Linked DNA regions of Homo sapiens: region 1 is linked to region 2. A link is a loop called in an ENCODE intact Hi-C map of the cell type or tissue named here. Cell type or tissue: MCF 10A. All regions are shown on one strand. Each heading gives the region's core, and the rest is flanking DNA. Links, peaks and the distances in the headings are about the cores only.

The links. Hi-C counts contacts between places; a loop is a spot of excess contacts. Peaks named below come from ENCODE experiments on the same cell type or tissue, not always from the same donor. Only the 100,000 strongest peaks of a DNase experiment are listed, where the experiment ranks them.
Region 1: a loop joins it to region 2, with 5 times the contacts of the local background. A loop is called at or near these places in 12 of 110 quality-filtered maps.

What each region holds. Positions count from the first base shown.
Region 1 is chr1:230,157,829-230,174,081 of GRCh38, reverse strand. All of the region lies in intron 1 of GALNT2 (polypeptide N-acetylgalactosaminyltransferase 2), which reads right to left. Among named protein-coding and RNA genes, the nearest start is that of GALNT2, 99 kb to the right of the region's middle. In MCF 10A, for the core only: a CTCF peak has its summit at 6,514 (motif pointing right); a DNase peak (open chromatin) is centred at 6,541.
Region 2 is chr1:229,833,318-229,849,570 of GRCh38, reverse strand. LOC105373162 (a long non-coding RNA gene) reads left to right here. Exons shown (of 4, transcript XR_001737830.1): 2 at 583-746; 3 at 1,562-1,747; 4 at 13,493-13,695. Among named protein-coding and RNA genes, the nearest start is that of LINC01682, 44 kb to the left of the region's middle. In MCF 10A, for the core only: no CTCF peak of the experiment used is centred there; DNase peaks (open chromatin) are centred at 5,580 and 8,190.

The DNA.
Region 1 (16,253 bases), core at 3,267-11,266, 330 kb before region 2:
GCACTTGGGGGTCTTTTACATTTGCTACCTGCTTCGCCCATGTTTGATATCCAAAAAGATTTCAGGTTCTTTGAGGGTAAGGAAAGCTGTCATATTCCTTCTGTATCCTTATGGTACCAAGTGCGCTGGTGGCCTTACAATAGTTGCTCAATAATAAATGCAGCTGAAAAAAAAAAATCCTCGCCCTACTTACTCAGATTGATTGTACTGGCTTCGCCTACTCTGCAGTGGAAGTTTTTCGTTACAATCCCCCTCCCATACATTTACATACATTATAAGACTTATTTACACTAGCATCAGTGCCGCTCAAAAATGGAAATGTACTGAATGCAAATGTATGAAGAAGGCTCTTGCGCCCAGTAGCCACTGGTATCCTGGCTGTGCTACCAACAGATCTGTGTGTTTTCTCCCTTTTAAGGGGAAACTGATGCAGTGACAGACAGGTCCTCTTTTTAGTGACAAGTATAAACTACTGAGATTAGACAAGTCATGATGTGGTTTATGCTGGGTCAAAAGTTGCAGAGAATTCAAAGCCTGTGATCTTGTAAGCCCGCTTTGATTTCCCAGGATGCAGACCCATCTCTGCTTTGTTTCCACCACCCTCAAAGGAGGGATGTTGACAGTGAATGCAGAATGATTACCCCACAGACAGATGGTGCTTCAGGAAAGTGTAGACAAGGGAGGGCTCAGCAGCTCTGACCAAATACTGCATTCCATCAGGGAAGTTTAACCAGAGGTCTAGGATGCCCTGCCAACCAAATGAGAAACATGGGACAGGAGAACGCTGCTGCCCTGCCTGGCATCACCCCTTGGTCTAGAGTATTGGATGCATCCACACGCAGCCTCTGGAAAGACCTAGATGCCCTAAAGTACAGCGCTGTGGTCTTCGCTCCCTTTGTAAATGGCATCTGGGCCAGAGAAAGAGAACTCTAAGTCTTCTCCTACTTACTAACTTACCCCAGATGGTAGTGATTATTGTTATTAGACATTTTAATCTGGTTCAAAATTATGTATCCTAAAACCTCAAAATATGTATCTCCCAAATTGTTCTTACAAATGCACACAACAGAGGCACAAATGGAATTAAACCAGGGCCATGAGTGTAATCAGACGGGAATCCATGGCTGAGCGACGTCTACTTACCTGCCATAATCAGAGAGCACAGCAGCTCAAATTCATCCTATCTCTAAGTACATAAAATAGCAATGACATCTAAATACTATGACACTATTTTCAGAAGCAGTAAACCCAATAGGTGAGTTTATTAAATAGTTATGGAAACTAATTAAGTGTAAATATAGGTTTCGTTGTTAATAGAATATTCCCAGTATAATCTGTCTCTGATCCAAATAAGAAAAAAATAAGAAGTGTTCTTGGCTCAGTTGCCAAAGGCAAGTGGTCAGGGGAGTGGAGGAGGAAAGGCGCCGTGGGGATGAGGAGGTACAGTGGCTGGAAGATGAGCAAGCCCCTTAGGCACTATTGATCGAATCTATGCGTGCAGGGCACTGTGCAGTCCAACCATTCGTTTCCCAGAGGATTGGCAAAAAGGATCCAGAAGGGCTACCTGACTTATCAACTGCTGCAAAACTCAGTAGCTTAAAACAATAAATGTTTATTACCTCACACAGTGTCTGAGGGTCAGGAATCTGAATGGTTCTGGCCCACGATTTCTAATGGGGCTGCAAAGATTTCGGCCAGGGCTGCTGTTCTCTGAAGGTTTGCCTAGGGCTGGGGTCTGCTTCCAAGATGGGTAACTCACGTGGCCAGGAGGCCCCAGTTCCTCACTGGGGCCCATCCAGTAGGGCTGCTTAAGTGTCCTCCCAAGAGGCGGCTGGCTTCCCCAGTGAATATGAGGAAGAGGGCACATACAAGAGCAAGGGAAACACGGTGATGCCTTTTATGGCCTAGTCTTGGAAATCACTCACTGTTGCCCTGTCACAGTCTGTTCATAAGAAATAATGAACCATGTCACCATGTCCAGCTCACGTGAAATCGGGTTTGGTGGAGCTGAGACTAGCCTCCAGTTTTGAGAGGAGGATAATAAAAAAAATTGGTTAATATTTAGAATATTCTAAAACCACTACATTTATCAATGCCATAAGGCTTGCTAGTGGCAGAGACTGCTGCACCCAGCCAGTCATTTGTGTGGGACAGGGGTGGGGGGCAGGGGCTGTGAGGTGTTGGAAGCCCAAGAATTGAGTCACAAAAGCAGCAAAAATGTGGCTTCATCTCACGCTGATGTCTTACCCATGTCCAATATAAATACAATTACCACCTCTGGTAACATTTTTGAATTATGAAACACCACTAAAATAAACATGCTTACATACATAAAACTAGATAATAACAAAGAATAAATGTTATGTATATTGCTAAATCATCCAAAGCTGCTTCCATATAATTTAAATGGCGAACATCATATTTGTTAACGGAGACATAAAAATATTACTGCGGGAGAAAACAGAAAATAAATGGGCTGTTTTTAATCTCTGCTTGCTGAAATATATGTTGTCACTGTTAAATTATTTCAGCTGACTAGAACATATGGTCAGAGGCAGATTAAATTACCGAAAATACCATCTGAATGACTACTTGATTCCCTTCTAATCAGTTGTCTAGTTTTCACTGTTATTTGATGACTTTTCAGTAATTACCACTACAGCCAATCCACACAGCAACCCTCAAGTTTTGGGGAAAAAAACAGGTTGCCAGAAATTTTTAAATGATGTAATAATTTATATTTCACAGCCCATTTCTCAAAAGGTAAGACTAAGCTAAGCTGCAAAGCTAAGACATTACAAACTAACTAAAATACTGTTCACTCGAAAGCAAATTTTTACAGAGTAGACTTAGTTTCCCGCTAAAGACCAAGACCTCCCCTGATCAAGCATTTTCCCTATAAAGTGACCCATGGGAGAAGCAGAAGGACTTATTTCTAATTCTTCAAGGTTGGCGTTCCACCAGGGTAGTGTAGAGGAATAATCTTCAGGTCTTCTCACAAGAAGGCAAAAAAACTTACTTTCCAAATAGGCTGTGTGACCTATTAATAAACTCACAAATTTAATTTTAACTCACTGGGAAAGGGTCCTGAAAAAAGAACACCAGAGTTAACTAGGTGATTTCATCTGGATAGCTGTCTCCTCCAAATCTGATGTTGAAATGTGATCCCCAATGTTGGAGGTGAGGCCTGGTGGGGGTGTTTGCGTCATGGGGGTGGATCCCTCATGCATGGCTTTGTGCTCTCCCCATGGTAAAGGAAAGAGTTCACACAGATTTGATTGTTTAAAAGAACCTGGCACCTCCTCCCCTCTCTCTCTTGCTCACTCTCTTGCCATGTGACACACCTGCTCCCCTTCACCTTCTACCATGATGAAAAGTTTCCTGAAGTCCTCACCAGAAGCAGATTCTGTTGCCATGTTTCTTGTACAGCCTACAGAACCGTGAGCCAAATAAACCTTTTTTCTTTCTAAATTACCCAGTCTCAGGTATTCCTTTATAGCAATGTAAAACAAACCAATATACTAGGCTAGTAAGATCACTCTGAACCATGGCAAAAGTTCTCTTAAAACCAGAAGCCTGTACTGTGTAAAACACTGGTATCTATGCATTTATAAAAGAGATCAGTTTTTGCTTCTTAATAAAAATCCCCATTGAAAGCAAGAACAGTTTGGTTTACAAGAAAGAGTGGTATCTTTCCTCCTACTCATCATTAGAATAGAAAGGGAACGTAATATACCCTAGAGACCAGAGACAGGCTTCATTCAGTCTCTCAAATATTTCTGAAGCATGTTTTGTGCCCCATGTAGCAGAAGTAGCCATGGGCCCTCCTAGTTTCATCACCTAGGGAGAACAGGTAAAATATAGGTAGAGAAGTAAGATCAGCCTACTGCAAGCTTTGAAAGCTCCAGCCCAACAGCTCCCAAAACCTCTACTTAGGCAAGAATCAAAAGATATGAAAGGTTTAAGAATGAAGACCTGGGTAGAGTACAGAGTGAGGAACAAGACAGAAAGGCCAAGTTTTGGATTTCCCAAGGCCTGTTCCTGCCCTGGCCAATATAATTACAACTTTAGGGAATGGGACCCAGCCTTGGGGGTTTTTCTAGAAGCTCCCAGGCAGTTCTCAGTGTTCAGAACCACTGGCTTCATCCATGCATTTCCAGTTTCACTTTCACTGCTCCAACTTAGTTTATGAAACTCAATGCTGCGAAAATGAGAGGAGGGCAAATTTCTATTTTGGATTCAAAGTCACAAACTGCTTTATACATACTCCACTTGCTCACAAATAAAAAATATGTTATGATAAAGGTCAGCACTTCACTTATTTTACTGTGTAACCTCAGAGAAAAACACACTGGTGGGGAATAACGTGGGGCTGCTCAACATTTGAGAACTGTAACAATGACTTGTGCTGAAGTCGTGAACTACAATCGCATAATTATTAATTCTCAACCATTTAACTTCTCTAACAGGCAGAAAGCCTGGTGAATCATCCTGCACATTGATTCCACGCACAGTCGGTCAATTGTCTTCATTTAACAAAAATCCTCCTATTTAAATCCCTATAGCTACGCACAGATGAAATGGCCATCGGTGACCCAGCCAGTTGAGTCTAGAACCTCTGGGCATAGAAAATGCAACTAGGAATAGTTTGCAAATGCACTGGCATATCCAGTAAATCCTGGTCTATCTCTATGACCTTAGGCAACTCAGGCTGCTTCTCTGAGCCTCAGTTTCCCAAGATATAACATGAAAATGTAAGAACCACTCTATCCCATCCCCTTTGAACTATAAGGCATGACACAAGTTAGACATTAAGTCCCATCATTAAGAACATTAAACTTGCCTTCTTCCAATCTGGGGGTCCAGCCTTTACTCCTCTTCCAGTTACTATTCAGGGGTACTAAACTTCCCTTTCTCTCCATAATTAACTCATTCAACAACTTGTTTACAAATTTATGCATATTTTACTTCTGTGGTCTTCCTCTCCCAAACCCATAACTCTCATCTAATCATGAGAAAAAACATCAAACAAACCCCAGACGAGGAATATTCTAAAAAATCCCTGACCAAGCCTCCTCAAAACCGTCAAGGTCATAACAAAAAAGGAAAGTCTAAAAAAATGTCACAGTAAGAAGACATAATCACTAACTGGAATGTGGTATTCTGGATAACATATTAAAACAGAAAAAGAACACAAGGGGATGTTGTAAAAAATCTGAATAAAGAGAGAACTTTAGTTAATAACATATCAATACTGGTTCTTTACAATAAATGAATCATACTGATGTAAGATTTTAATAACAGGGAAACTTGGTATGATATATATAGGAACTTTCTGCACAATGTTCCCCATGTTTCTGTAAGTCTAAAACTGTTCTAGAAAAAAATAAAATTGTAAAAAATTACAAAAATGTGCGCATAATCCTATTTACCTAAAGGGAAAGCAACTACACTGAAAACTCCTGGGCCAACATCCGTCAATCATGTATTTCCTGGGTGCCTGTTCATTTTTAATGGAAATTTTAAGCCCTCTTGCCTCCCTCTTCGTTCAAGAAAACTCAGGTACAAATCTCTTGATAAATGCTCGAAAGCCAATCTTCCAATGAGAATAATCAGCTCAGCTCCGGGGACAGGAGGGGCAAGGCCTCAGAGGAATCTATTCCACGCCACCATCCTCTCTTCAAGAGCTGCCAGACCATCCTAAACGTTTTAGCCCAGAGAAAGCGAGCACAAGGGATGCCACTCGCATGCAGCTTTTCCTCATTCCTAGGTCTAAGTAAGAGTTTATGAAGCAGGTCAGCTCTTAGCTCCTGGTGATAACTTCCCATTCCTGAAGGCAAGAACAGCAGGTCCTTTAAGAGATGATATATAATTCTAGCCCTAAGTTAGCTGAGCGCCCGACACTTTAAGGAGTCTTTTATGGCTCCATTTTCTAACACTTGCTCCGAGTCCACCGCCTCCCCAGTCAGGGGGTGGCACACAAAGCCCTCTCTCAACTGCAGCTCACTTCTTGTTCTGGGTTTCCCAACCACAGCTGAAGCAGGTTCTTTTACTTTAGAAAAATGAAGAATTTCTGCACACTGGACTAGAAAATGTCTCTTTACAAAAAAAAGGGGGGGGTATTTTAGAAAATTATTTCCCATGTGATTTATGTAAAAATCAATTGCATTTTAAAAATTTAAAAATAATCATTGCCAATAGGTAAGAAAAAAAGGTGGGAGGAGAGAGGTGAAGCCCTCAGGCAGCACTTGGTGATGAGCGGGGCCCAAGGGCCACAGTGGAGCAGCCGCAGGGAGGCCAGCAGGAGGCAGCCTCGTCAGCCGGCCAGGCTGCAGCCCTGCACATTTCACACCCGTGCTGCTCCACCGCCCCTTCCTCCCATCACCACGGCGCTCCTCCACGCTCGGCAGTTCCCTGACCTCCATGTCAATATCCCCGCAAGGCTGCTTTCCTCCCCACTTCACCTCAGCCCACAAGCAGGTCTCACAGAACTAAAGTGCAATGCTCCTTGTCACCAGTAGGTGCCACCATCTCCCATGACCACCTGGTTAAATCCTTCCCATGAGGGCCTAACTTCCATACAACTGGTTCCTTCCTAGGCCTGCTCTGTAACCACTGAGTCAGAACTGGCTCCATGCTGGGAGTGGTGGCTCACGACTGTAATCCTAGCACTTTGGGAGGCCAAGGTGGGAGGACAACTTGAGCCCAGGAGCTCAAGACCAGCCTGGGCAACGTGGTGAGACCCTGCTTCTACAAAAAATTTTAAAAATTAGCCAGGTGTGGGGATGCACAGCTGTAGTCCCAGCTACTTGGGAGGCTGAGGCAGGAGAATCACCTGAGCCCAGGAGTTTGAGGCTGCAGTGAGCCAGGATCGCATCATCGCACTCCAGCCTGGGCAACAGAGTAAGAGACCCTCTGTCACCCCCCACCACCAAAAAAATAAAACACTTGACTCTGTTTTGAAGAGCATCTCCAAGAAAAAAAAAAAAGAGTCTCAGAATGATATGCAAAGAGCCCCAAGAGGGCTGAGGGTTACAAACGAAATGGAAAATTTGTAATTAAGCTTCTCCCCTGACTTATCTCATCACAAATCATTACAGAGTTGGAAATTCTTGGCAGTACAGCCCAGGTACAGCCAACCCAAGTGTGAGTGAGAGGGACTAATGTTTATTCAACATCCACCCCAGGCCTAGCACTAGCATGTTCTCTCTTTTACTCCTCATGACTCCCCCACTACAGCAATTCTCCCCCATTCTGAGGTTCTCTGTACAGCAATTACCCCTTATCTTCAAAGGGAGAAACCTCAAACTTCAGTTGACTTCTCTTTGGGTACCATTAGAATTAGATCTGGATTTTGGGAAAAGGGAAGAAAGCAAGGAAGTTGGGGGAAAGGAGAGGCTTTCCCAAGCTGCCCTGGGAGACAGCAGATGGCAGAGACCAGCACATCACACCCACTGGTCACAGCAAGAAGGCAGAGACAAGACATGTCCGCGTGCTCACTGAATCCCCGGAGTCCACTGTCCTGCTGCCATCTCTCCATGGCAAGGCCAAGGCTGTGCAGCCTCAGGACTGATAAAGCAGGCATTTGAAAAAGGCCTGACAAATCCTTTCAAAGTTGGTAAAATGATATGACCCACGTGGGATATTTAGAAAGATGGTGAAAGTAGCTAGAGATGAGAAACACCGTGTGAGGCACACCATGCAAAATGTGTGCTATCTGCACCCAAGAAAAAGAAACTCATGAGTGACGCTGCGGGGAGGAGTGCCTGAAAAAGTTCCTAACAAACAAGAAATACATAGGGACTGTATGTTTCTTTTTATTCATTTAAAATGTACATTTTCTCATTAACATTTTCTTTGCTCAAGGTTCAGCAGCTATTAGCTGTGTGACTATTACCCCAAAACCCTATAAGGATTGTCTTAATCTATTTTTTTCAAAAGGTCTTTTTTTTTTATTAATTACAAATTGTTCTTTCACAAAGGATTTGTGCAGAGGACACTGTCATGGCTTATTAGACCACTTTAAAGACAGGTAAACACAGGGGTTAAGGCGGTTCATACAGTCCCATCAAAGCCCAGACTCCATGTCAACCTGATCCAAAACAGTGGTCTTTCCACAGTTGCAAGCTCTTTTCTTAAAAGGTTATTTCAATCAGATCACAGTAGCTGAGTGGAGCACATTCACATCATGCCTAATATGAGTGACCTACAGCAGGACTCCATACAGAAACCTCCAGCCCTGTGGGGCATCTATCAGCCCTCTCCAGGGGCTCTGGCTACTCCGAGGGCCTCCCTCCCTCTCGAGTGCTGCCCTGGGACAGGTTGACCAGTGCCACCCAGGGACAAGCTGTGAGATCCCCTACCTCTGGCGCCACTTATTTGTAAGTCCATTCTCTGCCTTCAACAGCTGGGACATTCTCCATACTATCTCAATACTTGGCATCACAACCAGGCTGCAGATGTCTCACTACCTTATTTTAAAAGCAAAAGGACACAGTGTAAATTAAACCTTATCGGAAAGCAACTTGGCTTGGCATCCAACATCAAGAACTAGAAAGCGACTGAAAATCTTTAAGCCAAGAAATCTCACTTCTGTAAATTTATCCCAGTGAACTAACCTAAAATAAGGAATAAATCTTATGCACAAATACTGCAGCATTATTTATAAGAGAAAAAACAGAAGAAACTTAGAACATTCACCAATACAACGTTAATTTCTGTTAACAGCCCCTTCAAAGAATACTATGCGCCCATTAAAATTATAAAGATCACAGAGCCACATGCAAAATGCTTACGTTAAATGAAAAAGCAGGAGACAAAGTTTTATGTACACAATGAAACAACTATATAAAAATCTGTATCCATATGGATTAGCCTGGAATGAAAGGCACTGGAATAAAAATGATTGTGTTAAGAGTGGAGAATGATGAGTGTTGGCTCTCCTTCTCAGACTTTCACATGTTCTTTAATTATCTTCATGAATTGTTGAATAGTTTTAAAAATTTAGCCCAGATATGTTAAAGTTGGAACTTCGACCTTATGCAGTATTTCACATCATTAAGGGATCTTATCTGGCCAGTGGTTCCAAATGCTGCCCAAAGCCACTACAGGAACCTATGGGGCAGGGGACACAAAAGCTGTTTCTAGAAACAGGTGTGAGCTGACCTCTGCTTTTAAGGTTTGGGGTCCAGGCACTACTGTAGAATCTCAGGTAGCCTCCCTTCTCCCTTGGAATTAGAAAGAGGGCTGAGAGGCCAGGCGTGCTGGCTCACACCTGTAATCCCAGCACTTTGGTAGGCCTAGGCAGGTGGATCACAAGGTCAGGAGATCGAGACCATCCTGGCTAGCATGGTGAAACCTCTCTACTAAAACTACAAAAAATTAGCCAGGCGTGGTGGCGGGCGCCTGTAGTCCCAGCTACTCAGGAGGCTGAGGGAGAAGAATCGCTTGAACCTGGGAGGCAGAGGTTACAGTGAGCCGAGATCGCACCACTGGACTCCAGCCTGGGCGACAGAGTGACTCCGTCTAAAAAAAAAAAAAAGAAAAAGGGCCCAGAGACCGTGCTGTCCTGGGCAAGAAAGAGATCACATGATCGGATGCAGTCCGCCAAGCCTGCTGAGAGGCTCATCTCCTCTATGTACATCACTTTCCCTACTGAATCTTTGCTTTCTCCAAGAAACGGGTCAAACACCAAAGTGATCTTGTGCGCTTATCACCGCTGTTAGCAGTAAATGTGTACAGGGAACTCGGGTGCTGACAGTGCATGTACGGGCAATCACACACACAAGGAGAGAAAGCAAAGCACCGGCCTCTACTGGGTACTTCCCCATGGGCCCGACGGCCCTTCTGCCCCCAACCCAGAACATGGAAATAACAGCAACAGTGATGCCACCCTCACAGAACTGGCATTTACCAGGGATTTTCCAAGTGCCAGGCATTGTAGAGGAGCTACACGTGTGCGATTGCAGTTACGTATGTGTTCTTCACAGTATCTTTGAGGTATGGTATTTAATACCCCTTTTATTAAAAAAAAGATGACAAAACTGAGACCCTCCCAAAAAAAACAAAGTCAAGAGCACACAGCTAACAGGCAGTGTATCCAGTGTCACATCAGGCTGTGACTGGCCCAGAGTCCAGGCTCCATCCACCACCCCCGGCCAGTTCTGGGACAGACAGACTGACCCCGTGTCCATGTGGTTGGGAAAGCTAAATCCAATAAGCTCACTGACACCAAGTGACTGGCACAGGCCTGGCCCACAGCAGCCAAGACAGTCAGTGGGGACTGTCCCTCTTTCCTCTTAGCTTCCCTGGTCCAACTTCAGAAAACAGTAATTTTACCAAGATCTACTTTTAAAGGTTGCTTCTCCTTTCCACACACTTCGTCTCATTTGATCCTGATGGGAAAGCTGAAAAGACAGTGAGCTGCTGTGAGCAGCTCGGGCTTCGAAGGCAAATTCAAATTCCTGCTCTGGAGCTCGTAGCAATAGGAACCATGTTTTCTATCCACTGTGATGTGGAGGAATTAAATAAAAGGACATACATGATGATGCTAGCAGTGTCTGACACACAGAAGGCTCTCAACAAAAACTGAGCCCAGAGCCACACAACCGCCTGAGAAGTTACACCACACCTCCCTCATACAGCTGGAAACGCTAAAGCATGAGAGATCGCCGGAGTGACCTCATCCCATGCTCTCTGATGAGCAACAGCACTGGGAACAGTCACTGCTCATCTTTCCACTGCACCTCAGCCCCACGGAGTCCATGGAATTCAGGAGTGGCCAGTGGCCCACAAGATGTGCGCACTCCATGGAACTTGTTCCAAGTGGGGCCTGGATCTCACCTCACTGCACATGAAGGTTGGGGGATTTAACAATTCCTTTGACAAAAGTTTGTTGTTGTTGTTGTTGTTGTTGTTTTAATGCGGAGTTTCAAAGAACATGTTTAGCTGATTCTTATCTTTCTGTAAGCCAAAGATTCACGTGTCCACTGACTTAGAAATGCAGGGGTCAAGGAGAACTTTCCCCATCACCCTCTGAAGGTTCACTGAAAACTCAACTCGAAAAAGTCAGATTAATTAGAGAAAAGGCATACACATTGATTTAATGTGTACACACAGGAGCCATCAGAATGAAGACCCAAAGTTACAGGGGAAATTGTCCATTCTCATGCTTAAGTTCAACACAGTATGGACAGTCATGTGGAAATGTGACTGGACAAAAATGGTAGGTTCCAATGCCAACAGACCGAGTGGGGAAGCCCAGCAAGGCCTGTCCATCTAGATTCTTCTCAGCCTCTCTGAGCAGCATTCCTTCATTCTGGGTTGGGGCAAGACCCTCTCTGGAATGGAGTGGAGGGGTGGGTCTTATGACCTACAGTCAAACAGTTAAGTCACATACTGTTTTTATAAACAGTATTTACATAGCAAGGCAGAGGGAAAGTTAGAGCTGCATTTTCAGGGTTGATGGCTGGCTTTGGGGAAAGCAAGTTCTGGTTCCTAGGACCTGTTTTAGGGAAGAGGGATTCTAGCTTCTATGGAGGGAATCTAGCTTCTAAGGGCAGCCTTGGGGAGAAGGAGACTGGCAGCTGGAGGGCAGGAGAAAGTGAAAAACTTTTGCTTCTGAGGCCTTCATTTTGGGATATTGTTTTCTGAACCCTAAGGGAAACTAGAAAGAACTATATTTAGAATTCTAAAACTTTATAAATTATTCATCCATCTTAGTAGCATCACCCGGAATGCTAAATTCTCAGAGGATGAGAAAGAGTGTATGGAAAATGTGTGGAATATGGTAGGTGATCAGATACAGGAGCTTCATCCTAACACCCTGAAGAACCCGGCATGTGTTGGACCAGATGAATTAAGTGCTGGGAGACTTAAAGGAAGGCTGGTTAGTCTTCAGTGCTTGTGAAAATCTGCAAAGATCACTTGAGTCAAATCTATAAGAATGTGGAAACTCATTCACGTCTATACAAGCTTGTTCAACAGTACTATAATCCTGAATCTTACCAGCAAAACCAATGAACTGGAAGCGCCAAGATTTTTTTTTTAATTTTTACAGAATTTTGCTGGTTAGTCTTACTTTAATAATACCCCATATTATTCCAAAAAGGATTGGGTAGCTTAAAACAAAAGATCTAAATAGAAACACAAAAGAAATGGAACATGGTGGTTGCAGAAATGACCAAGTAAAGATGCTGTGGTCAAGTTGAATTTTTAAACTCTGAACTTCCCAGAGACAGAAGTAAAATAAGTAATAGAAACAAGAATTAAGGTGTAATGAGATCAGTTATGGCCCAGAGACTTCATGTATAGTCTCAATTAACTTCACAACAATCTCAGGAAGGCAAGTATCATCATATCCATTTCACAGATGAAGAAATGGATGTGAGTCACCCGCCAAAGGCACAATGGTCAGAGAGCAAGTCAGAATCTCAATTCAGGCTGGACTTTGAAGCCTGTGCTCCAACCAACCATATGCTCACCATCCAAATAAAGTCATGAGTATCTTAAGAGAGACTGAAATTCAGCTGCTAGATTCCAAAATGTGCCATGAAAAGAATGGATTTTGGGGACTGGACTGCAGTGGATTGGAAGTGGCCATATTTCTTTGCCACGTCTGCACAGACAGCTGGAGTCGGCCTCTGGACTAGGCCATGTGATTTGCTTTGGCCAATTGGATGCCAGCAACCACGAGGCAAGGAGGGGCTTAATACACACCTGCACATTGGACATGCCCTCTTAGAATGCTGCCCTGAGACCACCATGGTGTAAGGAAGCTGGTCTATGCTACTGGGGCATGTGGAGAGTTGAGGAGCCCCAGACAATAGCTAGCAAATACTATAGGACACGTGAGGCCACCTTGGACCAGCCAGCCAACGCTGCTATCACTTGACCACAAGGCACACGTGAGCCCTGGGGAAGTTAGCAAAAGGACCGCCCAGACAGTCACAGGACTGTAAGAAATAATACATCATTCCTGGGTTAGGCCATTCCACTTGGGACAGTTTGCTAGGGATCAAAGGTAACTGAGACATGAATGCAGAGTGAAATAATACAGGAAATCCTCAACAACAACTTCACAATAGATAGGAAGTAGACTGTATATGGCTGTTGCCCATAAAAACACTGGAGACACAACATGAAAGGGCAGTTCAGTCAACAGGACTCTGTATGGAGCAAAATCTAGTACTATCCACAGTTTGTACCAAAAAAAACCCTATTTGGGGTATTATATCCCCTTCTGTAACACAGAAAAAGGGTCTAAGAGAGCCTGCGCATCCACAGGGCTTTTTAAAACAGCTTTTGAGCTTTAAGAGCCATCTCTGATAGAACCAACTTATTCATCTGAAAGTTTCGTGTTTTTTTTTTTAGATGGAGTCTCACTCAGTCACCCAGGCTGGAGTGCAGTGGGACCATGTTGGCTCACCGCAACCTCCATCTCCTGGGTTTAAGCAATTCTCCTGCCTCAGCTTCCTGAGTAGCTGGGATTACAGGCGCCCACTACCACGACCGGCTAATTTTTTTATATTTTTAGTAGAGACGGGGTTTCACCATGTTGGCCAGGGTGGTCTCAAACTCCTGACCTCAGGTGATCCACCTGCCTTGGCCTCCCACATCTGAAAGTTCTTTTGAGTCTTCTGCTAGGAAGAAGAGATGCAGAGATCATTGTATACAGGGAGGCCCTGGCCCTCAGAGATCAGAGGTGAGTGCAAGGCATGGTGTGTGATCCTGGCCACGTCCAACGCCCTTCCTAAGGCTCACTCTCGCCTACAGAATGGGGATAGTGGTCAACAGTCAGCACAAAGGATTTCTGTAGACACCTGGTACAATGCCTGGCCCATCCTACATGTTTGATAACATCAGGGATTGTTATTAGCACTAGTGGAAAATCTTGATACTAACAGTAGAATCATTTCACTATGACAGAGACAATGGGTTGGAGAAGCACTTCATGGAAGGGAGTGAGGAAGGACTATGAGATGATGGTGGTCATCCTGGAGAAGGATAATCGTCTGATCAGTGAGCAGAAACTAAGGACATTGGCCTAGGAGTGGGGAGGAGGGAAGCACCTGGGTGGTGCGGCTGCTGGATTCAGACGACACCCCACAGAGAGGACTCCCCACTCCCCTTGGCAACTCTTGGCAGTCCCAGAAGGCACAGCAGCTGACTCCTCCAGAGTAGGAACAAAGCTCTAGCAAACAGGGATCCAGCCAAAGGCCAGCCAAGCTGGCACTTCCAACAGGTCCACAATGAAACAGCGATTCAAGGAAGAGGAGGGTCATTGCACCCAAAGCCAGCCAGCCTGCAGGTGGGGGGAGGTAGACAAGGTATCTTCTCCCTCAAGCTGACCGACAGGCACTTGGCCTGCATGAGACATGCAGTCTATCACCTTCACCACGTACAGCCTGCCCAGTGGGAACCACAACGGCTCGGGGTGATCTGGCACCCTCAGGTCACTGCACACTTCACGGTTTCCCCCTACCCCATGTAGGCTCAGTGTGGACCTCATGGCCCAAACTTAGAGCAAAGTGACCGTCCCCTCCCCTCTGAGAAAAGTATGACACATCTGATCCTCAACTAACCGGACTTTAGTTTTAAGCCTCTCTTTCAGAATAGGTAGAAATGAAAAGCAGGGATCCAAACAAAGAAACGAAATAATTGGGTGAATTTCTCCGGTTGACCTAGCCTCACACTCAGGGTCTCTTTCTTCTGATCCTTCTAATAAACTCAGGGGAGTGCTGAACACTTTAAGAGAAAAAGCAGTAGAAGGCTTTGCCTTCGTGTGCAAAGATGAGATATCATGGGCATTAAATGTGATTGCGGAGAAAGGAGCAATCATGGACCAAAACCCTGTCAATTCCCAGGTAAATAAAGCCTCACATCAACAGCAAAGGGTGCAGCCAATAGGGCAGGGGTACAGCGTCCTTTCCCACGGCTGGGTAAACTCAAAGGAATGTTTGCGGATTACAGGTTAAAGTGTACGCTTTTTTGAATGCTCTGTTTCAACCACTACTCTCTCTCTCATCCAAAAGCAGTGTCAGCAACCTCACCAGACACATGCCACCTGCCCCTTCACCTACTTCAAACATCTGATGTAAGAATAATAAATTGCTGCAGAGGCCACTGAAATCCAAAGCGGCATGGGGGCTGGGGCACTGCTCAGACACACTAGGTCCAAGGTTCAATCCTCTTTGTTGCCAGCTATTCACGACCTCGTGTGCAAACGAACAAAGCCTTTCAGATGGCATTCATCCAACTCACTTGCAGGCTGATGGTACAAAATCTTTATCTGTGATGGGAGGTGGCGGGGTGGGTAGGGGGTTGCAACATGCAAGAGCTTCCAGAAGGAGAGAAAGGACCTGAAAGGCTGCTGATTTGCAAGCCTGACTTGGTTTACGTGGAGGGAAATGACAGGAACACTTACAAGACACTTTGCCAGAGCCCCAGGCCTTCTGTCCCATGGGGCATCTCCAGTTCCGTGGCCCTGACCAGCTGCTTCCACTCTTGTGGATACCAGGCTCCCTGGAAGAGTCTCAGGTCAAGAGAGGGAGCCCAGGCTAAAAAGATTTTGCAGGTCATAGTTGCTGTGCATAAAGTTTGGCAAAGTGCCTCAGGAGGCCTCCCTCTTACTTCTATGTTTAGCTTTTTTCCAAAATAAAAGTTAATGTTTTCATGCCTTAGTTTCCCCATCTCTGAGAAAAGACAGTGCATATATAATGTAATCAGGTCTAAGCTCCAGTCTCTCCAGAATCCTACAACCAACTGCTGTGTTCAGGCCTTATCTACAGACTAGAGAACTGCACTAGTTCCTGGCTGGAACCTCTGGCCTCATCTCCCCACGCTACTCATCCCTCACACAACACGAAATGCCCCCTTCATCCTGCCCCCCTGCTACCCGGGCCTCCCGAGGGCTCTCTGTGTTCCACCACGCCCCATGCAAACATTTCCCTTTCAATGCCTCTGGAGTCACAGTTCATCCTACCCATTCAACCTGATCTGTGCTCAGTTCTGGCCTGTTCCATGACGGTTCTCCACATACAACAAGATCCTTCTCACTTCCCTGACTTGGCTTATGATTTTTTTTCTCTGCTTTTAAATTAAAAGTATAATTTACATACAGTAAAATTCACTCTTCTTAGTATCCAGATCTGGGAGCTTTGACATCTGCATATAGTCATGCAACCACCACCACAATCAAGATATAGAACAGTGCCACCATCCTCCAAAACTCCCCTGAGTACATTTGTAGTTAA
Region 2 (16,253 bases), core at 4,334-12,333:
ATGTACTTAATTACCTACAGCTCCATTTGCCGTGATCAATGGTTCAGTCCTGCTAAGGTGACACCTGGCAGCAGTCATTTACAGTAAGCTGGCAGGGGCTAAGTGGGAAGGCCAGTTCATTCCATTTGTTCACATCGTCTATCGAAGATGCAAAATGTTTTTTTTTTAATGAAATATCTTAGACAGACCAACACCTCAGGCCAAGGAAGCTACATTTCACCAGGTGCTCAAGAGCTAAACGATCCCCAAGGTCCCTAGAAGCTGTACCATACCACCATTCCACTGCAGCCATAAGTGGCCCTGTGTCCTCTAGGGGCAGTATTTCCAACAAATTGCCTTGATTTTTTTTGTTCTTCTGCCAGCAAGACGCTTATGCCTGTCTACTTAATTATGTTTAATGCTTCTAGCTAAACTGACTTGTTTGAAGGGGAAGAGACTAATTCGCACACCAATGCAAATAGAACGAACATGAATAGATTATGGGAGAAGGAGGGAAGTATTTATTGTTTATCAAAACAGCAATGCAGACTCCTCATTGTGCACATGAAAGTCTACTGATATTTGTACTTTATGTTTATACAGTACCTAACCATGTGCAAGAGCTTCCACATACATGACCTCATCATATCAAGAGTTCTTCAATGATACGACTTTCATTCCTGTGCCAAGTCAAAGAGTTTCAGACAAAGTCAAGAGACCCTCTTGCTTCTACCTGTGGCTCTAAGACAACCTTGATTCAAACCTTGGTAAGTCTTTTCCACTTTGTGCCTCCAAAAACAAATAGTTGAATCTCACTCCCCATTTCCCATGGGGCAAGAGGCTAGTGAAGCATGAGGAATTTACTGGATACTCTTTGGAAGAAGGGAATTAGGACCTAGGTTGTGGCCTCATTACCTTAGATCCCAAGCATGCTAGTAGGCCTGCAGTTGTGTTACTCAGACTTATGGTGGGGTTTCAGAATCTGAGACTTTTAAAATAGGAAAAGAATATTACTTTTCCCTATTACCATTTAGAAGTAACTGAAGCTATTTTCCACTGACTTCACTAAAAATGCCACTACTGGGCTAAAAACAAGCAGAAAGTGTTTGATTCTGATGGAAAATCCTTTCCAAATTAATAGAATGCAACCAAGGGGTGTACCTAGAGTGGTGCATTCCAGGATGATCAAGCTGGGAAGAATCAAGGAGATCACCTTGCCCGATGCTCCCATTTTACAGATGGGCAAACTAAAGCCCAGAAATCGCAGTCTGAGGTCCTCCGGCAAGTGTGACAGAGCCAGGGCTAGAATGCAGACCTCCTGACTCCCAGGCCTGGGTTCTTTCCACCACCTGCGCTTCTCAGATGGGACACCCACTCCCAGGAGGCACCTGGTGGTGAACCCAGCCCATGCAGGGCCATGGGCCACATGTGCTGTAACTTCTGGATCAACAATTCTACTTGATGTGTTTTAGGACTAACACTGTGCAAAACATACAGCAATCTCTCATTGAGTAGAATGAAAAACTCCCATAAATTTTCACGTGACACAAATTTCTACAAATGCATGTTGGCCACATGGTAGGTCACCGTGTGCTGAACCCCCAGGTGCCAGACTGGAACGGAGATGTTTGGTTAGGACAACTTATATGGAGAACTTGGAGAGGCGCTGCACTTTACCATTCAACATCAGAACACCACCACTGCCACTCTAAGAAATGGAAGGTCATGCCTCGTTGAACCTTCCTTTTTGTTCAAGAAGACTAGAAAGGTGGGTGAAAAAAGTCTTTCCTATACCTTTTCTAAAGCATTCCTGCAACAGATTTGATGCTGGTTTGCACTGTCAAAGCAGCATTCAACAGGGCAAAGGGATGCTCTCGAAGGATACTCCTGCCATGGGGCTGCCAGAAAGAAACAGAGCAGTGACCCTACCCAAGCCCACACGTCCTGGTCCCATCCCTGTAGGAGGCCAAAGATGTTCCCCAACAGATTTGCCTTGGTCATTCTGCTGCTCCTGAACCCTGGGACCTGTAACAGAAACCCTTTTCTCCATCTCCACATAGAATTCCTGAGGGGTACTGGGGGTGAAATGAGAGGATGACCAAATAATTTAGCTTACTCTGATAAAACTTTTCAGGGAAACTGGCATGTTCAATGCAAGTCAGCAAGGTTGTATGTTTTAAATTAAGCACCTTGGGACCAGGCAAAGTGGCTCAAACCTGTAATCCCAGCACTTTCAGAGGCCCAGGAGGGCAGATCGCCTGAGGTCAGGGGTTCGAGACCAGCTTGACCAACATGATGAAACCCCATCTCTACTAAAAATACAAAAATGAGCTGGGCATGGTGGTGGACGCCTGTAATCTCAGCTACTCAGCAGGCTGAAGCAGGAGAATTGCTTGAGCCCGTGAGGCAGAGGTTGCAGTGAACCGAGATTACGCCCTTGCACTCCCGCCTGGGTGACAGAGCAAGACTCTGTCTCAAAAAAACAACAACAACAAAAAAAATTAAGCACCTTGGGAAACTCTGCATATGTGTCATCAGCCACCATGAGGGTCCAAAGCTTCCTTTATGTCATATTCATGACGAGTTTGTTCATTTAAACACCACAAGGCTCTGAATAACACAGTGGATAAAAACTGTGTGAGGAAAGAAAATATACCTGTGAGGAGGAGAAAAATAACAGGGCAGAAAGAGGAGGGGTGACACCGGGCCGTTAAGCATTCATTGGCATTTGGTGACTGGCACAGAGAGAATGCACTGTGCAGGGAGCCTGGTGCCCCATGGAAAGTTCCCGAAGCAGAGGCAGCCACAGTGCTTAGAATATGGCTGCTCGGTATTTCCACAGCATCTAGAACATCTTCCCTTAGAAAAGCCTTCCTCTGTCTTCAAGTGGAGGCACACGCTATGCATTTTTTTGTTTGCTTGTTTTTTTTTATTATACTTTAAGTTTTAGGGTACATGTTGTAAATGACAAGCTACGCAGTTTTAACTTCCTCTTGGAGACAAGGGGATTATTATGTTCCCTCTGCCTGGGGCAGCCTTCGCTGCCATAAACACACCTGGCCCCCACCTTCTCAGGTGTTTGCTCAGCAAGGCCTCCGGTCATCAACTTCTTTAAAATCAATCCCCATTCCTGGCCCCTGGCATTCTTCTACTCACTCACCTGCCTTATTTTTCTCTTGAACACTAATCATTGTCTATTACTATATATTTAGTCGTTTATATTTTTAATGTCTTGTCTTCCCCCATTAAGACTCCATGAGAGCAGAGATTGTGGTCTCTTTTGTTTACTGGATTTCCAATGCCTAGAACAGAGCCTGCCACATAGGCTGTATTTGAAAATTTTCATTTCTGATAGTGCCTTTCAGTACAAACACCTAAAGCTGCTGGGGGAGACATCTCAAACATTCTTTTGAACGCCTGACTAAGATGATAGCAACAAGCACAATCCTGAGAGCATCAGAAATGAGGTTTTTTTCTGAGACTCCATGCTGATCCCTGGGGGCTGAGATCAGGTTCAGAAGATGATGGGGTGATACGGGTTTAGAAGTAGCCAGGTGTCTGGTCAGGGTGGGAGATCACGTCAGAAACCCTTCGAGAAAGTCATCATTCCTGTAAGGTAACACATCCCCATGGGTGAACTAGGGCACAGCCCATCCTGCAGAGGGAGGCAGAGGGAATAACTGCCTGTTTTTGCCTTGGTTCTGAAATAGCAATCCCTCAATCAATCAATCAATCACATACCTTCTGAAAATTCCTAGCCACTCACCCACACTCATTCAGATCTGGAGTCTGAATTCCCACTCTATGAATGGCCTCAAAACTTCCAAGACAAATATCTACATAAAGTAATCCCAAGTTGGCGCTTCCCCAGATCTTGGCAAAGGAAAGTGTCAATTCCCAATTCTCTCTGCAAAACACAACTCTAAGAAGTACAAGGGACTTGAGCTCCCAGTCAAAAGTCACTAAATATATGAGGAAGTAAGTCACCATGAGAAAGTCAGCAGAAGCTACAAACCACAAAATAAGTACTGCAAAAACAACAGGTATGGCAATCATCAGATACAGAAAAAAAAAAATCTATTATTACATTTAAAGAAATACCAGGGAATTTCAGAAAAATATCTAAGTGAAGAACAAAAGACTATAAAATCACTAGGTAGATCCTAAAAGTACCAAGCAAAACTTCTAAAAAGGGAAAATATAATTGATATTAGAAACTCAATGAATGACTTAAATAACGTATCAGATTCAAAGAGAAAATTGGTGAACTGGAAAGTAAATATTAAGAAATAGCACACAAAATGAGACAAACAGAGAACATGAAAAAGAGGTATCAACGGAAATAAATCACCAAGAAAGAAGACCCAAAATATATGTTTTTAGAACATCAGAAGAACATAATAGAAACAGCAGAGAAAAGCCACACTTTGTAGAAATAATGACCAACAAATTTCTAGAATTGATGAAAGACACCAATCCTTAGATTCAGCAACACCAAGGAATCTCAAGAACAATAAACAATAAGAAATGAACACTCAGTCTGCAAAACTCTAAACAGTGCCTGTGAAGCAGAATAACATACATCAGTATCAATCCCTGTGAGGGGAACACTGTGTACCTGTTGCTAATCCTAGAGGAACACTCAAAAGTCCTTGCATTTTCTGCTAAGGTTCCTAGATATGGCAGGCTTCCAGGTCTAGCAGGAGGTTTTGCACTAGCCCGGCTGTCCCAGTGAGTCTGGTGAGATGGAACTGTCACACAAGTCAGGCAAAGCAGATTTACAACTCACAGGTGAGCAGCAAAGATAAACAGAAGCCGAGGATCCATGGCAAACCAGTCCCTCGGGTTCAGGAAAGCTGCCCAGGGCAGATGGAGTCTTGTCTACACGTGCCTCACTTCGCATCCCAGCCGAGAGACCCTGAAAGGGCTGTGTTTTGGTTTTTATACCCCAGGGGCAACATGGTTTGCTGAGCCCAAGCTTTGCAGGATATCCTGTTCTAGGAAGATGTCCTGGATGGATAAATCCCAGCCTGTTTCAGATGGTTCCTGCTTATCTCAGGGTGTTGCATTCTCAGTACCTTCTCTCTGAGAATTGCAGGCAAGAGGGGAGAGAGCTGGGTTGGCCAAGAAAAATTTGGAGATTTGCCTCCTGCCATGCCTTCCCTCCACACCAAAGACACTAAAAGCACTAAAAGTCGATGGAAAGAAAAGCAGATTATCAACAAAAAGAATGACAATTTCATAAAATCAACAGCAGTAATGGTATCCAGAAAACAATACAACAATATTTTCAATATCCTAAGGGAAAGTTCTGGTTTTACGAGACTGCATAGGCTAATAACAACTGAGCCAAGATATCACCGACTTTTTACACAAAGATTTATTTTATGTTTGTCCAAAATCTCCTATTAATCAAGTGACTCTCCAGGACATTGTGTACCATACAGTGAGTGACTCATCAATCCAGGCTGCCTACATCTTGAGGCTCCACCATCTCAACACATGGCCTGCAGAATCACCAGAGAAGGAGAAGAGCTAAAGGGTCATGCTGGAGATGCTCACTGTGCCTCAGTCCAGAAATGACACCTGTGGCTCCGGCTCCCAGTCCATCAGCCAGAGTGACTCACAGGGCTCCACCCAGCTGCAAGGGAAGATGTTGCAGGGGAGGGGAAGAGCATGTGAATGTTCAGGAAGCACTGAAACTCCTGCCACTCTTCCAAGGACAAAGGCAAAGTAAAAACATATACTGATAAACCAAAACTGTTAGAATCTGTTACCAACTGATTCTCATGAAAGGAACTTCTTTAATAAGACAGCATTTAGGAATAGGGAAAATGATCCCTCCCACCAAAAGGTCGGAGGTGCAAAAAAAAGATGGTGAACAAAGAAATGGCAGCCATGTGAAAATTAAGTAATTACTGACTGTATCAAACAATAGCAATGATACTCAATTTGTAGGATTAAGAAAAAGCTCAAGCTGGAAACGAAATTCTAGACAAAAGCAGCATAATCCTGGAGGGATATGACTAACAGTACAGTGTTTTATGGTCCTTTTACTGTTCTAGAGGACTCTGTCAAGTTAAATATAGATATTAAAATATCTAGGGTAACCACCAAAATAACAGAACTAAAATGCATAATTTTCAAACTTTTAGAGGGAGGAAAAAGTGAAATGAGAGAAGAATAATTCAATCAGTCCAATAAAAGACAAGAAAGGATGAGGGCAGGGGGAATGGAGAGACAAGATAGGACAGGAGTACAAAATAAAATCATATGAATAAATAAAATTATTTTAAAATTATGGTTTTTTTATTTTTCTTATATAAATGAATAAAATTATATCAATAATTGAAACAAGTGTAAATGGGCCAAACTCTTAAACTAATAAGCAAAGATTATCATTCTTGTTTTCCTAAGTCCAGCAATACACTATCTATAAGAGCTGTATCTAATCACAATGAGTAAACACTTACGTGGTCCTCACCATGTGCCAAGCACTGTTCTGTTCTGACTACGCCGTATTTATCTATTTAATCTTCCCAATAGCCCAGTGAGACAGAGACTGTTTTGATAAGAAAAGTAAATCATAAGGACACTGTGGGAGGCCACGGCAGGCTGATTGCTTGAGCCTAGAAGTTCAAGACCAGCCTAGGCTACATGGCAAAACCCCATCTCTCCAAAAAAATACAAAAATTGGCCAGGCGTGGTGGCATGTGCCTATAGTCCCAGCTACTTGGGAGGCTGAGTTGGCAGAATCGCCTGAGCTTGGGAAGTTGAGGCTGCAGAGAGCCGTGACCATGCAGCTACACTGCAGCCTGGGCAACAGAGTGAGACCCTGTCTCAAAAAATAATAATAATAATAAAAGTTAATCATAAGGAAGTGAAATAATTTGCCTGAGATTAAATAACTAATGAGAGTGTGATTTGAACCCAGGAAGGCCCCTCCTAGAGCCCATACATTTAGCCTTTGTATTACACCACCTCTTAACCCCAGAAAGGGTGAAAACGAAGTAACACTGAAAGATATACCAGGTAATATTAACCAAAAGAAAGCTGACATCATGACATTTATATCAGACTTTAAGGAGAAAAGCATTATCAGCAATAAAGAGATAAAAAAATAAAGATCACAAGAAGATTTAATAATTCCGGGCTGGGCATGGTGGCTCACACCTGTAATCCCAGCACTGTGGGAGGCCAAGGTGGGCGGATCACTTGAGGTCAGGAGTTCAAGACCAGCCTGGCTGAAATGGTGAAACCCCATCTCTACTAAAATTCAGAAATTAGCCAGGCAACATGGCGGGTACCTGTAATCCCAGCTACTCGGGAGGCTTGAGGCAGGAGAATCACTTGAACCTGAGAGGCGGAGACTGCAGTGAGCTGAGATCGTGCCATTGCACTCCAGCCTGGGTGACAGAGTGAGACTCCATCTCAAAAATAATAATAATAATAATAATTCCAAACTTCTATGCCCTTTATAACATAACTTCAGAATACATAGATTATCCAGTCTGTCCCTGGATCTAAGGGAAAGAAAAGAGCATAGAGTAAAAATGGACAAAACTACAAAGAGAGGTTGACAAATACACTATCACAGTGAGATTCTTTAACATACCTCTCTCAGTAGACAGAAAACCAATAAGGCTATAGAACATTTGAACAAGCTTGATCTGTTGGAGACATATGAAACATAGCACCCAACAACTCAAGAATACAAATGCTTTTCCATGTATATATGGAACATTCATAAAAATTAATCACATACTAGAACAATAAAACACAAAGAACAAATTTCAAAGCATTATCCAAACCATGGTTTCTGATCACAATGCAACTACCTTAGAAATCAATAATAATAATACACAGCTAAAAATAGTGGTTTGACCAGAGGGTAGACAATTCAGATGAAGAATGTGCCAAGTTAAACTAAGAAAGTAGCACTAGGAATAGAAAAAAAAAAGAGGATGGATTCTATAGATATGTCTAATATTGGCAAAGAAGGAGTTGAGGAGATTGCCAAGGATTATAGCTCAGACAACTGGAGGTTGGCAGCAGAGCCACTAATCAAGAAGTGGGGAAATCTGCGAAAGAAGAACGTGTGAGGGAAGAAGTGAAAGTGATATCAGCTACTGCAAGGAGTTGAAACAGGATGAGGGCTAGAAAACAGGACATTAGCCCTGCCTTCAGCGAAACTAATTTCATCAGTGCATAAAGCCGTGGGTGCCAAATCCAGACAGGACTTGTTTGAGGAGTGAACCGGAGGCAAGGAATGAGTCAGTAAGTGTGGATCTCCCTTTTAAGAAAGTTAACAAGGAAATAATTTAATAAGGAATTGTATAAGAATTTCTTTCTTTTCTTTTCTTTTCTTTTTTTTTTTTTTTGAGACACAGTCTCACTCTGTGGCCCAGGCTGGAGTGCAGTGGCACAATCTCGGCTCACTGAAACCTCCGCCTCCCAGGCTCAAGCGATTCTCCTGCCTCAGCCTCCCGAGTAGCTGGGGTTACAGGCATGTGCCACCATGCCCGGCTAATTTATGTATGTATATATATATATATTTTTTTTTTAGTAGAGACTGGGTTTCACCATGTTACCCAGGCTGGTCTCAAACTCCTGAGCTCAAGTGATCTGCCCACCTTGGCCTCCCAAAGTGCTGCCCACCTTGGCTCCCAAAGCATAAACCACCACACCCAGCCAGGAATTATATAAGAAATGTAATAAGGAAAGAGGGATATGGGAAGAGTCAGAATGCTAAAGAGGGAAGGATTTATTGTGTTTTCTAATTAATATTTAGAAAATAGATTTGGGGGTACAAGTGCAGCTTTGTTACATAGATATATTGTGTAGTGGTGAAGTCTGGGCTTTCACTGTAACCCTCGCCCAACAGTGTACACTGTACTCATTAGGTCCTTTTTCATCCCTCACCTCCACCACCCTCCCACCCTTCCGAGTCTCCAATGTCTATTATTCCATACTCTATTTCCACATGTACACATTTGGATACACATTTAGCTCCCACTTACAAGTGAGAACATGCAGTATTTGACTCTGTTTCTGAGTTATTTCACTTAAGATGATGGCCTCCAGTTCGATTTATGTTGCTGCAAAAGATATGTTATTCTTTTTTGTGGCTGAGTACTATTCCATGACACACGCAGACACACACACACACACACACACACACACACACTCATCACATTTTCTTTATCCAGTCATCCATTGATGGACACTTAGGTTGATTCCATATTTTTGCTATTGTGATTAATGCTGCAATAAACATATGAGTGCAGGTATCTTTTTGATATAATGATTTCTTTCCCTTTGGGCAGATACCCAGTAGTGGGATTCCTGGATTAAATGGTAGTTCTATTTTTAGTTCTTTGAAACATCTCCATACTATTTTCCATAGGGGTTGTACTGATTTACCTTCCCACCAGTAGTGTACAAGCATTCTCTTTTCTGTTTCCTCACCAGCATCTGTTATTTTTTGACTTTGTCATAATTGCCTCTGTTTGTGTTAAACGGGAAGACTTGAGAGAGTCAAAAGTAAAATAACTATGTACACAGCCACTAGGGGCTTCAGTGATCCCCTCCAACAGCTGCCCTCCATCATGACTGCATGCCACCCTGCTCACCGCCCTTTAATTCTTGTGGGGTTGTGGGGCTGGAGAGATGCTGCTGAGCCTGTTCCTGTCCTCTACCATCCCCAAACCCGATTACCAGCCCCTTCCCCTTCAACAGCTCCCTGCCCTTTCTAAATCCCAATGCTGGAGTCATGCCAACACTGGTGACAACCCCCAAGTTGAATAAAAATTGAGAGAACTGTAGTTCTCAGTTGCAAGGAAAAGAAAAGCCCCAGAGTAAGACGGGGTGTGGTGAGGTACCGGACAGAAGGAAGGTGGGTGCATCGTATCCTTGGGAAGACGCATTGCTCTTTCTGGTCCCAAATGATTGGTCTTTCTAAAAACTACTGCGGGATTGAATGGGTTGTGGTGGGATGGGACAATAAAATTCTCATTTTAACATATGCAGGCAACTTGAAAATGGTATTGTATCGGAGCCAAGCATGGGCTCTCGCTAAAATTAAGGATGCACGTATTAGACTTCTTCTTTTGTAGTAGCAGGATGTTAGGAACAAGCACAATGCCTTGGAGGATAATGAAAGTACAGTGTGCAGAAGAGGAACCTGAAATTGTTATAATTATCATGGTAATTGTTAGTCAACCTCCTAAAGCAGGAACACAATGGAGCCAAATTATGTTACCTTCAAGTGATGATCTGGTTCCTTTCCCATTTCTTTGTTTCATTGTTTCCTCCCCAAGTCCCCTATTCTGGTGTTCCCTCCCGCTCCCTGGCCGACTCAGACCTTCTCCTCCGTGCTCCTTGTGCCCTTGCCTTTGTCAGGGATGGCTCACAAACTATTTTAATAATGTTTTTCTTATTAAAATTTAATATATGTGCATTGTGCACATTTTATAAAATATGTTTATCGTAGAAAAGTAAAAAGAAGAAAATAACAATCATCTATAATCCTGACCACCCAGAGATACTCACTGAGTGTTAACATTTTCATGTATGTAATTCTCTTCTTTCTTATGTGTACTCTCTCTATACCTATACGTATATGTCTATATATAAAACTTTATTAACATAATAGCTGGCACCAGAATTGCTCTTCAGAAGATACCTGACTTTGGTTGGAAAGATGCTTAGATAAATACTTGCCATAGTTAAAAGTTGAGAGAGTCCCAAATTACCCCCACATCTGAGAGCCAATGGGGGAAGATCCTGTAAATATCCCAGGGAAAGGAATTCATTGTTTCCAGAGGGGCGAGGGAGAGGGAAGGGAAAACAGAGAGGGGGACGAGTGGAATGGCACAAAGCTGTGCACTTCATTATGTGACTTCTTCATGCCCCCTCCCCCCACACCCCCGCAATCCTCAATGAAGTTTGCTGAGCTCAGGAAAGCCTGGTGTAAGTGACTTCCATGTTGTGGAAATAAAAGAAGGGGCTGAATCCATATCATAAGCAGTGGTTGAGGCAGCCCTTGAGGAAGATGGAATCGCAGAAGCAAAGGAGATCAGAAAGATGTAAGACTCTGCACCAGCCTGCACCCTAGAAATTAGAGGAAATCTCAAAAAGAGAGTAGGGCCTCATGGGAATTTCATTCAGCATTCAGCAGACAGAAAGGCCAGTTGCCAACTTCGAATTACACACACACGCACATGCTCGCACACGCATACACACATGCACGCAGAGCCAGAAACCTCTCCCTTTTTTTTTTTTTTAAAAAAGGACCATATTACTTATAATTGATATAATTTACAAATCGTGATGATTAGTCTTGCTTCACCTATGCACAAATACCCTGTGATCCAAGTATATACTTCACCTGGTAGTGCCAAACCAGAAAAATGACCATGCAAGTCGCTGAAACCATGCAAAGCCATCATCTCAGTAATCAATGGGAGAAATTATTACTGTCTTACGGCTTTTAAAAACTCCCCTGCTGTCAGTTATAAATAGACAGGGAAATTAAAAGCTAGTAAAACGAATAGTTATTTAGTACACTATAATTTAAACATTAGAAACATTCAAAATTAAAGTGTTTTATTTCTTTGTAAAAAAAATACTAAGAGGTGTTTGAACAGTGGCTGCCTTCTTCTTATCATAAAGCTTACAATACTGAGTGAGCCTCTTTTTTATGCCTTGGCAAAGCATCCTACTCCTTTATAAGTCTGGATCTGTTTCCAATATTTTATCCTCAGTGCTTTCAATGTCATGGAATATCTCGGAGAGTTCCATTAACATTAAATTTTTTGCTGATGCCACTTTCTTGGTTTTTCTATTCTCTGAACTTTTAATATACAATTTATATAGAGTAGTTTCATGCAGACCTTGGTCTCTCCTAACTTTGCTTTCTTGTTGTTATTTTCAAATCATTTAATCATGTTCAATTTCACTTCCAGCAGGTGAAATTCACTTTCTTTGTTGTACTTTCATCTTTGTTGTCCAATTTCTTCTTTTGATTATCTTTTTTTTTTTTTTAAGATGAAGTTTCACTCTTGTCACCCAGGTTGGAGTGCAATGGCGTGATCTCGGCTCACTGCAACCTCTGCCTCCCGGGTTCAAGTGATTCTCCCACCTCAGCCTCCTGAATAGCTAGGATTACAGGTGCCCACCACCACACCCAGCTACTTTTTGTATTTTTAGTAGAGATGGGGTTTCACCACATTGACCAGGCTGGTCTCAAACTCCTGACCTCAGGTGATCCACCTGCCTCGGCCTCCCAAAGTGCTGGGATTACAGGTGTGAGCCACCATGCCCGGCCAATTATCCATTTTTGTAAAATGACACAAGGATTATCACTGGGAGACAAGGAGGTGACATGATCACACACTTTGCCATCTATGTAAAAACTGGAGTCCTGGATAACAGATGCAACAGACTTTGAAAGAAGTGGCATGGTTGGCCACTGATCATAATATGCATCTGTTATTTACTTAGGAATTAGTTGGAAAGAGCTACAATTATCCACAATTAATATATTGTGGTAACTGAAAGCTGAACGATGTTTCTGAGGGACTGGTATACACAGGAAGACTGCCAGTATATACTTGGATCACTAGTACAGTTTTAACTCAACTGTAAAAACTGAAATTCTTGCATGCAAAACAAGGACTGTCTGTACAATGTATTTTCTATACTTAGGGTATAAGAAATAAAACTTAATTTGGAATTCTTAGTTCAGGTTCTCACTCAAGTCTCTCTTTTCTGGAGTTCGTTTCTATTTTTTCCTCCCTATCCTTGCCATCTTCTCTCTTATTTGAGATCCCCTAGTCTCTTCACCCCCAATTCCCACTTCCCTAAGTTTCTTGTCTTCTTCTTGGCTCTGTTTGGGCCACCTGAATATTAAAAGAAAAGCTTTGGATAAATTAAATTTAACAGAGTTTAATTGAGCCAAGAACGTTTCACATATCAGGCAGCCCCTGAGCCAGAGCAGATTCAGACCCTGGCTTTGCCACGTGGTGGGAGAGGATTTATGGACAGAAAGGAGAAAGCGACGTACAGAAAGCAGAAGTGAGGCACAGAAACAGCCCGATTGGCTGCAGCTCGGTATTTGCCTTATTTGAATACAGTTTGAACAGTTGGCTGCCTGTGATTGGTTGAAGTACAGCTTTTGTGATTGGCTGAGACTCGGCTACTTGTTCCAAGAGTAGGTTACGGTCTCTTTACACATCCAATTGGGTTCACTATGTATGGAGCAACGTTTAGGCTGAACTTTAAATAGGTAAGGAGGCAGCTTTAGGCTAAACTGAATTTAACATGAGAATAATATTAAGGTCTAGAGAATGTTTAGACTGTCGATGGTACTGCCGCTCACTGACAGCCTAAATGGGCTGGGCTTGTCCCCTGAAAGATAAAACAAGGGAAACCAGCTCCCTAAATTAAAGGCATAAATCGTTGTCCAATCCCAAAACCAAGACACCATGGAGTGTTGATAGATTTTTTCCAGGTATCATCGCTGCGATTCTACCTGTAAAAGAACACCTTGAGAAGACGCCATTCATCACTCTGTCTGGGGGTGAGTATAAAGATGGCACCCAGAGGACCATCAAGGAGAGAAAACTCCAGGAGAGCTCATGGAAATAGTAACACAGCAAAGGGAGAAAGAGAGAAAAGTCGAACTCTGAGTTCCTCTCTAGGGGAAAGGAGGAGGTAAGGAGATGGATGGGATTCTTGAGGACCAGAAACTGTGTGTGTGCTGCAAACTCATTTTGTAATCACTGGAGCACCTAGTCTCTTGCATGGAGTGGCTATTCCTCCGGTATTTGTTCCACAGAGAAAAGACCCCTCATTTGACCTTCACCGGTGATGGGGGCCTGGGTTATTCTTATTTCTTCGGAGGAGGGATGCTGCTCTGTTATTTTCTATAAAATGGAGAAAATTGCCTCCAACTGACCTAAGGTAACTAATTAGCAATCTTAAGGGCGCTTGGGGGGGGGGGGAACACAAGTCATTTGATTAATAGAGCACAAACGAAATAGGTGAGGAGAGGCAGCCAAATGCATCTCCCCGAAACCCAGTCAGCCACACAAACTTTCCATATTCACTGGAACAACGGGGCTGGAGGCAGAAGGTGTTTGTTTTGCTCTGATAACAGGCAACCCCAGCATTTGGTGCCTGCTTCAGGGAGCCAGTGGAGCAGAGGCAGAAGCCTGAAGTAGCTGGGAGGAATTCAAGCAGACTTGAAGAGGAAAACAAAAGCTCCTCTGCATAAAATCCCAACAGCAATCTGATTTGGGCTCGTTATAATTCTGTCTTCACCTGCTTCTAATGGTCTCCCTCTTGGGGAAAAAAGAAATCAGAGACAGCTGATGCCATATAATGAATTCTATATGCAAAACAAACAGAGAGAAGGCTTTGTACCATTAACATGAGATACCACCACCCAACGCACTCTTTGCGTTTTGTTTAATAGAGCTACTCTCCAGACCCCTCATTAGCTGCTCTGAACAGGGAGGGAGAGGCCCAGCAAGGTGGTTCCAATAAAGTGATTTTTTTAGTTCCTGAGATCTGGGGCAGCTGGCAGAAAACTGTTTGCAACATAGACACAGCCCCTGAAGTCTTCTTCTGTCTTCTATGAATTCACTCATTTTTTCCTCCAATTAAAATAAAAAGAACAAACGGTCCGATAAAGAATGTTACTCAATTTATAAATTTGTTTATATGGGCTAGGGTGGTGGCTCATCCCTGTAATCTCAACACTTTGGGATGCCAAGGCAGGTGGATCACCTGAGGTCAGGAGTTCGAGATCAGCTTGGCTAACATGGTGAAACCCTGTCTCTACTAAAAATACAAAAAATTAGCTGGGCTTGGTGGCGTGCGCCTGTAGTCCCAGCTACTAAAGAGGCTGAGGCAGGAGAATCACTTGAACTTAGGAGGCAGAGTTCAGTGAGCCGAGATCGCGCCACTGCACTCCAGCCTGGGCAACAACAGTGAAACTCCGTCTCAAAATAAATAAATAAATAAAAATAAATAAATTTCTTTATATGAGAAAAATGCCAAGGAACAGAGATTAAAGCACACTTAAAAGTTTTTTGGTTTTTGTGTTTTGTTTTTGTTTTTTGAGACAAGATCTTGCTGTGTCACTCAGTGCAGTGGCATGATCCCAGCTCACTGCAGCCTCAAACCCCTGGGCTCAAGTGATTCTCCCACCTCAGCCTCCTGAGTAGCTGGGGCTACAGTAGGCACATGCCACAATGGCCAGCTAATTTTTTGTATTTTCGTAGAGATGGGGTTTCACCATGTTTCCCAGGCTGATCTCGAACTTCTGGGTTCAAGTGATCTGCCCGCCTCAGCCTCCCAAAGTGCTGGGATTACAGAGGTGAGCCACTGGGCCTGGCTACACACTTAAAAGTTTAATGGCTACAACTATATTTAAATTAGATGAAATAAAATTGATTAGATTCTAGAAGATGATATATATGAGTAATACATATATTTGGAAACTACAGGAGTATGAAAACATTTAGTGTTCCAATTTCTTTAAGGCTGTGGTTCTCAAAGTGTGGTCTATAGATCACCAGCATGGATGGTGAAACTTAAAAATGCAGAATCCTTGGCTTTACCCTTGGATATACCAAAGCAGAATATGGGGGAAAATCACTCAGGAATCTGCAATTTTTAACAACTCACTCACTAAATTTTGCCATGCTGGTCTAGGGATTATCTGTGAGAGAGGAGCAATTGGTCTGTCTAGGAATACTGTCAGAAAACCTACTCCTTGGCCCTGGACCCGTTCCATTACTGGACTTCTCTGCTTTTAGTAATGGCTTTCTTTACAGGGAGTTATAATGACAGCCTTCGGGTGTTGGATCTGCTTTCCAGATATTTACAGATTAAATGTGCTTCAGTTAAGATAGTGAGCCTCACTGAATGCCTGGCAGGCTGTGGCTTCTCGTGGGGACAGAATAAACATGTGCCAGTGGGACTGGACAATTGTCCTCAAAGATCAAGACTCTGGTGCTCAACTTCGATTCTCAGGAGGCTCTTGTCCTGGTGGTAGGGTGACAAGCAGTCTCAGTCTTCCCAGGAATGAGGCACTTCCCAGGGCATAGGATTTTGGGGTTTAAAATCAGAAAAGTCTTCTTCAGCAAACCAGGGTCTGGGAATCCCATTTGGTGGTAATACTATACCCTAGCAAGAGAGACTAGGAACCCATTGCCTCATTCTATTTATTCTGTGCTGAGAAATATAATTCCTAAAATGTGTTG